Linked DNA regions of Homo sapiens: all the other regions are linked to region 2. A link is a contact called in ENCODE Hi-C or POLR2A ChIA-PET data. All regions are on one chromosome and are shown on one strand. Each heading gives the region's core, a stretch centred on a gene start or an enhancer-like site at or near the end of the contact. The rest is flanking DNA. Distances are from core to core; before and after follow the strand shown. Region 1 holds the start of SAYSD1 (SAYSVFN motif domain containing 1). Region 2 holds the start of ZFAND3-DT (ZFAND3 divergent transcript). Region 3 holds the start of SRSF3 (serine and arginine rich splicing factor 3).

Region 1 (3,431 bases), core at 77-2,576, 1.3 Mb after region 2:
TGCTGCGCTCTTTTCACCTTTCTGCAAGTCAGCTGGAATCCTGTATATCACTGAGAATATCAAATCAAAATTGAGTAATAGGTTCAGTAATTTTTAAAAATTCCCTCAAATCAAATGTTGTGCAATAATAGATGAACTTACAGGAAATAATTTTAAGGTGAGCAAGGTACACTTTTCTTCCAGTATATTTTCATTTTAAAAGGAATTTTTTAGTTCTTATTGCACTTATGAGGAACAAAGCACTGGGCACAAATTGTTACAAAGCACTCATCCCTTGATATGTTTTGTCTTGTATTTCCACATAGACATTTCAACCTCACTGCAAGCCACCTTACCATTTTACTGAGTTAAAACTAAATGAAAACACAAAAGGATGCAAATTAAATTCATCTGCAAAACAAGAGATTACCAAAACAATTAAATGTGAAAAGGTTATCATACTAAATCACTTTTTTTTGTTTGTGTCTTGAACATTCACTATGGAACTGGAATAAGCTTCTGCCACTACCGGCAGTTACAGCTACCACACTTTGGTAAATTCTGTATTCAAACGCATTTCTAAGTCACAGGCTATCTGGGCTACTAGCTGCATGTGCCCCAGGTGCGAATCAAATGAAGTTTTAATTACTGCTACTTGTGATCGGTATCCAATTAGACCTTTTACCCTCCTCCATTAGCAGAGGGCTGTGGCTCAACTTGGTTGTGGAGAGGTTTCCCAATGCCACAGGGCGTCACGATAACTCAATTCGGAGTGAATAATTTAAGAGCAGAGGTGCTTTCTCCCAGGACCCTCGACTCTCGCTGGAATCAGGACCTGCGTGGGTCGCGGGCTGGAAAGAAAATGTCAAAACTGGTAACAGTGCTGACACGTGTGGCCGGAGATGAGCGGTCCGGCCCTCGATCAGGATGGGGGGCCAGTAGCCCCGCCTCCGGCAGCTAGGGCCACACCCCCGGCAGCTAGGGCCGCGCCCTCGACTGTGGCTCCGAGGCCAGGTCCTAGGGCCGAAGTTTCCATCGTCTCACCTGAACTAGGCCGGGCTGGGCCCGGGCACTCGCGGGCCTAGGTTTCCATACCAGGAACCGCTTTAGCCAGCCTGGGGCTGCCTTTAGAGTCGCTGCTGCTTCCGCCTTCTCTCCTGGGGTTTGTGCGCCCTGACTGGCAGCAGGGGGTTGGGCCGCCAGACCCGCCCGTTTCCGCGCCGCCCGAAACTCAGCTAACCGCTGTTCCATGGCGCGCGCCTCGCGTCCGTTGGCCGATAAGGGAGCGCGCGCCCGCAGGCCGCACAGCAGTTGCCTCCGCTCGGCCCGCGCCGGCCGCCGTGCGCCTGCGTGGCAGAAGCCCCTGCTGAGCATGCGCACTGGTGTGACCCGCGTCTCCTCCGTTTGTGAAGTCTGGCGGGTCGCGTGTATACTCAGCCGTTCTCTCTTCACAGGCACGTGGACACAGTGTCACCTCCTCAAGCCAAGTCTAAAGCACAGGGCTGCCCCATTGCCCTCTCCCAAAGGCCGCTCTGCCTTGCTGCATCTCACTTAAGGGCTCGAGGCCCCACTGATCCAGCGTCCTGTATTCGGGATCTCTGTTGCTGGGCCCCAATGAACAGCGCCACAGTGAGAAGATGGTTCCAGGGGTTAGGAGAGGCCCGTGATCTCTACGACATTCCAGCGTCAGAGGAATAACAGGCTACATCTTACCCTTTTTCTCTTATCAAGGAAAGGGTATGCCAATCTTAGTACCTGGAGGGTGACTTTCTCACTGCTCACAAAGCAGGCTGTGCAGCTCCATCATTGGTCTTGCCACGTTGGGAAATTATCTCGTTTTGTGTCTAGATACGTCAGAACCTTAAAAAAACCAACAACAAAAACTTTTATTGGGGTGCAACATAAAATACACATCTTAAGAATATGACTCAGTAGATTTGCTCTTATGTATGCACCTGTGTAACTACCACCCAGATGGAGAGAAAGAACATTTCTGTACTCTGGGAGTTTCCTTGTGCCCTCTCCCAATCAGTACCCTCCCAAAAGGACACAGTTCAGGTTAGGGGCTGTTTTATACGTTCTTAAAGCTGTAAGCATCTAGCTAAGTGTCACTTACATAATTAAGACTCAAATATTTGTTGGATCTGGCTGAGGGTGACTCGAGAAATTAGACAAATTAGAACAGAGTCATCCATTCATTTAACAGACGTTTACCTAGGGCCTGCTCTGTCTAAAGTCACAGGCACTGGGGATGCTGGGATGAAAGGAAAAAACAAACAAAAACCTGTTTTCTTAGAGCTTACACTCCAAATGGAAATACAGACAATAAACAAATGTGTATCTACATATTTCATGTCATATCAGGTACTGATAAGTGCTGTGAAGAAAAGTGAAGCAAAGTAGGCAATGGTGGAGGTATTAGAGAAGACCTCCCTGAAGGTTTGTCATTTGGGCATAGACTTAAATGAGTGAGGTATGTAGATATCTGAACAGGAGTGTTTCAGTCAGAGGAACAAGTGCAAAGGTCCCGAGGCCTCAAATAGCACGCTTGACTTGTTCACAGAACATCAGGGAGGCTGTTATGACTGGATTGGAAGGAGGGAGAGGGAGGCAGGGAGGGAGGGAGGGAAGGAGGGAAGGAGGGAGAGAGGGGGAGAGAGGGAGGGAGGGAGGGAGGAAAGAGTGACAGAAAATAAAGATGCCAGGGGCAAGATCGTGCATGTAAGGCCCTGTAGGCCATGGTGAAGACTAAGTGTGGTGGGAAGCAGTTAGTGGATTTTGAGCAGGAGATGATATGATATGACATATTTTTAAAGGATTACACTGGCTGATGGAGGTGGGACCCTGGAAGATTGCAAGAATAGAAGAAGGGAAACTAGTTAGGAATAAATATGGTAGAATGAGAAACTGTAGTAGTTTGAGCTAGAGTGGTAGTGATGGAGGTCACGAGAATTGGTCAGATTCTGAATGTATTTTGAAGACCTGAGCCAACATGGTGTGAGACGGATTGGATGTGGAATGTGAGGAAAAAAGGTATCAAGGATGACAGGGCCAGCCATCGTGGCTCACGCCTATAATCCCAGCACTTTGGGAGGCCAAGGCAGGGGGATCGCTTGAACCTAGGAGTTCAAGACCAGCCTGGGGAACATAGCAAGACCTCATCGCTATTAAAAAAAAAAAAAAAAAAAAAGGATGACAGGTTTCTTCCATTACTACCCCACTCCTCCTGCCCCCCCATATACATACACACATGCCCTGAGCAACCAGGCAAATGATGCTGGGGCCCTCTATTGAAATGAGGGCACACTGGGAGGAGAGAATTACAGAATAAACACTGGAAGTTTTGTTTTGGACATACAAAGAACTTGGGATGCCTATTGGATATCCAAAAAATAGGCAGTTAGATAGTGAAAATGATTTGAGGGGAAAGTCAGGACCGGAGGCACACACTG
Region 2 (3,596 bases), core at 862-3,361:
AATGAAGTCTGAGAGGAAGACTGGAACCAAATTATCTACATTATATGTAGGGACCTGCTGGTGAATGCTACATTTTATTAATCCTTTTAGTCTCCAGAGTGCTTAGCAAAGTCCTTGTGTATACTGGGTACTGAATAAATGTTTGTTGAATAACTGGCAAACAGGAAAGCAGTTTGGAAAATGACAATCACTTTTTATGTTGAATTCTCCTTTTAGTTGTCGAGTTTCCTTTTCTGTACATAAAAGAAAATCATCAAGATGCCAAGAGAGATAATCCCACTTAATCTTTGTTAAACTCAAAGGCTGTTAAGTATCTCACGCATGTGGGAATTTTATGTCGGCTTAAATGAAGATTTAAGGGTAATATGAATCCAATGAGAGCAAGGTGTGCTGTATGGCTTTATCCTTTCTATGCATTTTTTCTTTCTTTCTTTCTTTTTTTGAGACAGAGTTTCGCTCTCGCTCTTGTTGCCCAGGCTGGAGTGCAATGGCATGATCTCGGCTCACTGCAACACCCGCCCTCCGGGTTCAAGCGATTCTCCTGCCTCAGCCTCCCAAGTAGCTGGGATTACACGCGTGCCACCATGCCCGGCTAAGTTTTTGTATTTTTTTTTTAACTAGCGACGGGGTTTCACCATGTTAGCCAAGCTGGTCTCGAACTCCTGACCTCAGGTGATCCACCCGTCTTGGCCTCCCAAAGTGCTGGGATTACAGACGTGAGCCACAGCGTCCGGCTTTTTCTATGCACTTTCTTACAGATATACTTATTGAAGGCTTTGGAAAATCCACCAAATTAAAACTAAACATTGTGCATAATAAATCAGCACTCACATTTTAGGGTGTTTTGGCTTTAAGTGCTTGATTTTTGCAATCATTAACTTCACCATCAACAGCATCTGTGGCATATTAAGCTAAATGCGATCCTTGCTCTTTAGAGGCCAAAATAAACATCAATGTTAACAAACCCACACAGTATGCACAAACAGAAATGTGATTTGGTATATAAAGAAATAAGATAGCAACATTTGGTAATCAAATTAATCTAGGTAATAGTCTCTCTGAGGCTCTGATATACCCGACAGGCAAGGAGGGTATACGGCAGCTATTCCTAAGAGCCAGGAAGTCTTCCTCAGCGATGGGTCTCCAAAAGGTCTGGAGGATGTTGCCTCCGTGTTGAATTAGTCATCAATAATCGATTTCTCTGTTCATGACTAACTGGAGATCAGAATGAGCTCAGGATCAAGGACTAGGATCGTTAAAGGACTCATTTTTTTAGTGTCTCAAACTTCTTTGGTCACTTACCAATTTCCATTACTGATTCAGCTACAGCTCCCCTTTCCCCTCCAAAAACCAAACGTGTCAGCTGTAGGAAGAAGTGCGGCTCTCCTAGCCTGGGCATAGGGACTCGCCTGGGCATAGATAATGTACTTGTGGCTCTGTGGTTGGGAGTGGAGACAAGGAACTCCCCAACACCGGTGGGGGAGAAGAGACAAGGAAGTTGCCCCAGACAAGGGGCTGGGGGAGGGGCATTTCCCAAAAGTTCCTGTCAAGAGACCAGTATACCGGGTGGAACTATAAGAGTTGTTTGGGTGTGGCGGGACCAGGAAGAGAGAGAGAGATGCCCAGGGAGTTGGCAAATTGGGGAGAATGGCTCCCCGGAATCGCCCAGGAGCCAGAGCGGCAGCTCCAGGGACCTTGACTCCGACGCCCCCGGGAAGCCAGAGCTCCACTTCCGCGTTTGGCATTGCTCCCCCAGGCCCCTCCTCGCACTCGGTTACGGGTTCTACGGGCGCATGCGCCGCCACTCTGGGACTGGCCCAATTTACCCTACACAACTAATCTGCTCCTCCCCCTCCCGCTTGGAGCGCACCATTCGCGTTTAGGGGGAGGCACCGCGCCCCGGAGTACTCAGAAACCTGCTCCCCTTCTTCAGACAGGGGGAAGATAAGTTTGCTTCAGATTCTAAAAGTTCTAAGAATACGAAGGCCTCAGCCGCCCGTCGCCGGGCGACAGCCCGAGGCTCTCGTTTTCTCCCACAGCCCCGCACTCCGCCTTTGAGGCGCGGAACGAAGTGGCACGCCCGGATCCCAGCTGATCAGCGGCTGGGCTTTGGCGTTGGCTCCCCCGGGCGAGACCATTGTGACTCCTCGGGAGGGGCGCACGCCGGGGAGGGGGCGGAGCGGCCATTGTCCGGTCAGCGCAGCCTCCGGGGGAGGGGACGGTGTTACGGAGACAGCAGGGCCCGGGGCTTCAGAGCGGCCGCTGCGACTCCGGAGCCGGCGGGGGGCTCCGGTCCTTCCCTGCGCCACCGCACAGGACATCTCTCTGGCTGGGGAGCGGCGGTGAGACCCGCCGAGGGCGTCTGTGTCCCTCCTCCCCCGCGGTCCTCGGTGCGTCCGCACGCCCCTCCTCCTCGGCTCCCTCCTTCTTCTCTCCGCGCCTCTCCGCCCCCTCCCCGTCTCCGCAGGCCGAGTGGTGCGGCCCGCCTCCAGCTGACCGGCCTGGAATCCCGGCTCCGAGCCCCGGACTCGCGCCCGCCCGCGCGCCCGCTCCTTCCCCCTCCCCCCGCCCCGAGCCCCCCGACGCCGCCGCCACCGCCTCCTCAGAGCGGGGCCCGGGCCCAGCCGCCGCCACCGCTGCCGCCGCCGAGCTCCGCCGCCGCCGAGCACCATGGGAGACGCTGGGAGCGAGCGCAGCAAAGCGCCCAGCCTGCCGCCTCGCTGTCCCTGCGGCTTCTGGGGGTAAGTGCCCGGCCGGGTGGGGGCGGGGGGCGGGGGCCGGGGGCGCAGACGCCAGGGCAGCCTGGGCAGGCCTCGGGGCCCGGGAGGCCGGAACCTTGGAGGCTGGGCCCAGCCCGGGCCTACGGGGAGGGGGTGGGGGTCGCGTTCCGGGGAGGGGTGCCGGGTGGGGAGCTGGGGGTGGGCAGAGAAGGCCCTGCCGGGGGTGCGTTGCTACCCTTTGGGACTCGCCGGCCTGAAGCTCGGGCCCACGGGGGCCTCCTGGGCCACGGGTGAGGGGGGCAGGGCGGCGGGGAGGGATGAGGGGGCGGCGTTGACCGCTCCGGGAGGAGCAGGGGTGCCCCTTCCGTGGGCATGTGGAAGCCAGCCCTTCCTCCCTCCCGGGGCGTGAGTTGGTGCCCAGGCACTAGGAGGGTATTTCCTCTGACTTCTTCACCTCCCCTCCTCCCCGTCCTCCGGAGACTTGCATCATCACTTCCTAGATTATATCCCAGTGCCCCATTTGCTTTTAGGAAGCTATTCACACGTCACCCGTTTGTAAAAACCGAGTCCAGAACCAGGCTGGGGTAAAGTTATAAGATTGTTGAGGTCTCACCTTCATGTAAAACACGTTTCAGGAGATATGTAAAATTTCCTTGTCAAAAAGGAAGAAAAAAACCACACAAAACCTGAAGTCAGCCTGGATTGGGGAATATGAGATCCAGTTTCCTCAGTTGGCTCTCAAATTCTCCTCTTTCTCAATTTAAGTAAAAATGATAAAAATGTTGACAGTGGGTAGCATATATTGTTTGGCCATCATGTGTTAAGGCGAAAAAAATGTGAGGTGGGAAATCAGCTCCTCTTCCTCCCCCCATTACT
Region 3 (3,414 bases), core at 537-3,036, 1.2 Mb before region 2:
GCTGGGGCCAAATCCAGGACTGCCTGACTCCAGAGCCTTTGATTTGATAGAAGGAAAGAAAATGAAAAAGAGGAGAAAAGCTTACATAGAGGAGGGGAACAAATCAAGGCAAATATAAGTGAGCCAGAAAAAAAAATCTAGACGAGAGAGAAATAAGAAAAGGTTTGCTAGGATCCCCTTCTCCCCTTTTACAGGTGAGGAAACTAGGCTGAGATGTAATAAATCTGTATTTTTTTCCTCCACTACAGATAAACCTTTTAGAACCACAATAAGAGGTAAGGCTTCAAAAGAAAAATACCTGGGAAAGTTAAAACATATTAATTGGCTGGCCGGGTGCTGTGGCTCACGCCTGTAATACCAGCACTTTGGGAGGCCGAGGCGGGAGAATCGCCTGAGGTGGCGAGTTCGAGACCAGCCTGACCAGCATGGTGAAACCCCGTCTCTATTAAAAATACAAAAATTAGCCGGGTGTGGTGGCAGGTGCCTGTAATCCCAGCTACTCGGGAAGCTGAGGTAGGCGAATCGCTTGAACCCGGGAGGCGGAGTTTGCAGTGAGCCGAGGTCGCGCCATTGCACTCCAGCCTGGGCAACAGAACGAGACTCCATCTCAAGAAAAAAAAAAAAAGAAAAAAGAAAAAAAAAAACATAATAATTGGCATATCTTTCAGCTAAGAGGGAATAAATAAAAAGACAGGTTCTTTTTCTCTCTTTTTTTTTTTGTGCAGTGGTAGGATCTCAGCTCACGGCAACCTCCGCCTCCTGGGTTCAAGCGATTCTCCTGCTCTCAGCCTCCCAAGTAGCTGGGATTACAGGCGCCTGCCACCATGCCCGGCCATTTGTATTTTTAATAGAGACGGGATTTCACCATGTTGGCCAGGCTGGTCTTGAACTCCTGACCTCAAGTGATCCGCCTGCCTCGGCCTCCCAAAGTGCTGGGATTACAGGCATGAGCCACCGCGCCCGGCCCTTGGTGATTTTTCTAACCCAATCACAGTCTCTCTCCCCTTAATTACTCTTGCGGCTCTGTCTTCGTAAGGGAAGTGGCCCGGACAAAATACATGCCAGGCAGTGCAACGGCTGCTAGGAGAAAGGCTCGAGATACCCCTCCTGGCATTTGCTTGGGGGCCAGAATTTACATTCAATCTTCTTCAGAAACTTCCCTTTCCGGGTGTTTGCTAAAGGTGATAGTTTCCAGGTCACCTGACCGGTCTCCTTTGCTGTCGGCGCCAAGTCCTGCAAGTTTGCTTGAGAGACGAGAAACCAGCAAGAGTTGGGCAAACTTTCCAAACCAGGCTTTTCCTTCAGTGTGGAATCTAGGCGGCCACAGTCTGGTGCCAGCTGGGTCACAAACAGCTCCGTGACCTGTTTGTAAACGCGATGCTCTTAGTTCCAGACTAACCGCTCACAAGGGTGAAGCACTTAATTAATTCATCTCTTAATCTTGTTAGGGGCCAACGGCTCCTATTAGTGTTTGAGCGTGACGGCGACGGTGCTGTTTATGAAGCCCTAGCCTATTTGGAGGTGAGGAAGAGGAGTCTGTGGGTAACCTGGAGGTCGACAGACCGGGAGGAACGCTCGAGGGAGCACCAGGCCTGTTACAACGAGCGCGCGCCGACGCACGTCTCCACCCACCCGGCGCAACCGCCAGAGCGCGCTCCCAGCAACCGCGGCTCTCGCTGCGTTTGTAGCCATACGTCACGGCCTCTTCTGCTTCTCATTGGGGGAGCCCGTCCAATCATGTGATTCCAGTATGGCGTATAAATAAAGGCGAGGAGAAGGCGGTGGTCCGCCATTTCGTGGACGCCGGGTGAGTGAGAGAGTTGGTTGGTGTTGGGCCGGAGGAAAGCGGGAAGACTCATCGGAGCGTGTGGATTTGAGCCGCCGCATTTTTTAACCCTAGATCTCGGTAAGAGACCAGCGAAAGAGGGAATGAGGTGGAAATGGAATTTAACAGTACCAAGGAGCCAGGCCCAATGGCGGCGCCAGATTGAGACAAAGAGGCGCCGCCGCCATTTTGTGACGTTCAGCACGGGGCGGTGGCGGGGGCTCCCGGCCCATCGGAGGGTTTCCTAGTCTTGGAGTGGAAGTCTTTATATTCCTCATTGGGGCATGAGCCAGGATGGGGGTTACCTGGGAGTTGGGAACCACAAAGGGGAGCCGATAGCCGAGTTGTATTCCAGGTCACGGCCTTTTTATTTTTATGGCGCCTTTTTTTTTTTTGGCCCCTCATTTAATTGGGAAGCTTCTCAGAATGTTTTTGTAAAGTCACTAACCAAGACCGGACCTTTCAGTTCATATTAAATGGCCCCCGTAGTCACCTTACTTTCATGTAGTTTCAGATTTTGCAGCCTGAATCTAATCACCTTTTTCTAAGACCGAAAGATCTTCCTTGAACTTAAGATTCGTTCTTTCATCGCTTCCCATTAAAATGGAGGCTTAAGACAGGTGCCAGCAGTGTTTTTAAAAATTTTCACCAGTGGTTTGGTCTTAGAACTTACTCCTGGGCACAGGGTGTGGTCACGGCAAATAGGATGTGTCTGGACTGGATATTTTAATTAGACAAGCCCAGAGTAAGAAGAACGTGGTGTTTATGGAAAGCACTTCAGCTGAATTATTGAGTAGATGGTTTTTATGTAATTGAAACTGGTCTACAAGTTTATCAGATTCATCGTCGAAGTGACTCAGTAATAAAGCTTTATCAAATACAAGTCCGCCAAGGAAGAACAAAAAAATAAGTCCCCAAAGTGCAGTAAATTTTTTAGTAGCAAATATCTCTTTGTAATTTTTTATTAAAGTGAAATTATCTTTAAGTGGTATTTAGTATATTCAGTGTTGTGTAATCATCACTTACACGTAGTTCCAAAACATTTCCGTCACCTCCCCCCGCAGGAGACTACTACCCATTGAGCACTTACTCCCAGATTCCCTGTCCCCCTTCCTCTAGTCCCTAGCAACCACTAATCTTCCTGTCTCTCTGAACTTAGCTATTTTAGATATTTAGTATTTATGGAATCGTGTACTTTTATGTCTGGCTTCTTTAACTTAGCGTAATGTTTTCAAGATTTTCCAACGTTGGAGGATTTGTCAGTACATCATTCTGAATAATACTCATTTTATGTCTATACCACATTTTGCTTATCCGTTTCTGTTGATGGACATTTGGGTTAACATCTTTGGGCTACTGTGAATAAGTGCTACTATGAGTTTACATTTTTTAAAAAACTGTAAAGTTGGTCTCGTTGCTTGATAAATTTTTACCGCGTAAGACTCTGGTCTATCTAATGACATTTGATACTAGCCTTGTTCCTATAGTTCCAAATGACCAAAATAGGCATTTATTTATTTATTTATTTGTGGTTTTTTTTTGGCGATGGAATCTCGCTCTGTCGCCGAGGCTGGAGTGCAGTGGCGCGA

What was found. A loop is a pair of places that touch in the nucleus more often than their neighbours do. ChIA-PET counts read pairs that join two places held with the same protein, here RNA polymerase II (POLR2A). Pooled maps may share reads with other maps.
Region 1: a loop to region 2 is called in a map of CD4-positive, alpha-beta T cell, with 6 times the contacts of the local background. The contact joins the promoter of SAYSD1 here to the promoter of ZFAND3-DT in region 2. A Hi-C loop is called at or near these places in 1 of 168 maps with a recorded cell type or tissue (CD4-positive, alpha-beta T cell), 1 of 37 single-sample maps with no recorded cell type and 7 of 50 pooled maps. POLR2A ChIA-PET finds 5 or more read pairs at or near these places in 2 of 52 experiments (activated CD4-positive, alpha-beta T cell and activated CD4-positive, alpha-beta memory T cell).
Region 3: a pooled map shows a loop between it and region 2 (15-fold over the local background). The contact joins the promoter of SRSF3 here to the promoter of ZFAND3-DT in region 2. A Hi-C loop is called at or near these places in 7 of 50 pooled maps. POLR2A ChIA-PET finds 5 or more read pairs at or near these places in 2 of 52 experiments (CD4-positive, alpha-beta memory T cell and MCF 10A).

What each region holds. Positions count from the first base shown.
Region 1 is chr6:39,113,860-39,117,290 of GRCh38, forward strand. SAYSD1 (SAYSVFN motif domain containing 1) reads right to left here and starts at 1,327. Exons shown (of 2, transcript NM_018322.3): 1 at 1,024-1,327. The coding sequence starts at 1,230. RefSeq lists an enhancer at 921-1,210.
Region 2 is chr6:37,817,276-37,820,871 of GRCh38, forward strand. ZFAND3-DT (ZFAND3 divergent transcript) reads right to left here and starts at 2,112. Exons shown (of 2, transcript XR_007059569.1): 1 at 1,303-2,112; 2 at 1-1,215. ZFAND3 (zinc finger AN1-type containing 3) reads left to right here and starts at 2,452. Exons shown (of 6, transcript NM_021943.3): 1 at 2,452-2,741. The coding sequence starts at 2,671. RefSeq lists enhancers at 1,659-2,048, 2,018-2,820 and silencers at 2,099-2,478, 2,519-2,748, 2,909-3,078.
Region 3 is chr6:36,592,576-36,595,989 of GRCh38, forward strand. SRSF3 (serine and arginine rich splicing factor 3) reads left to right here and starts at 1,787. Exons shown (of 6, transcript NM_003017.5): 1 at 1,787-1,906. RefSeq lists enhancers at 1,295-1,454, 1,563-2,244, 1,845-2,074.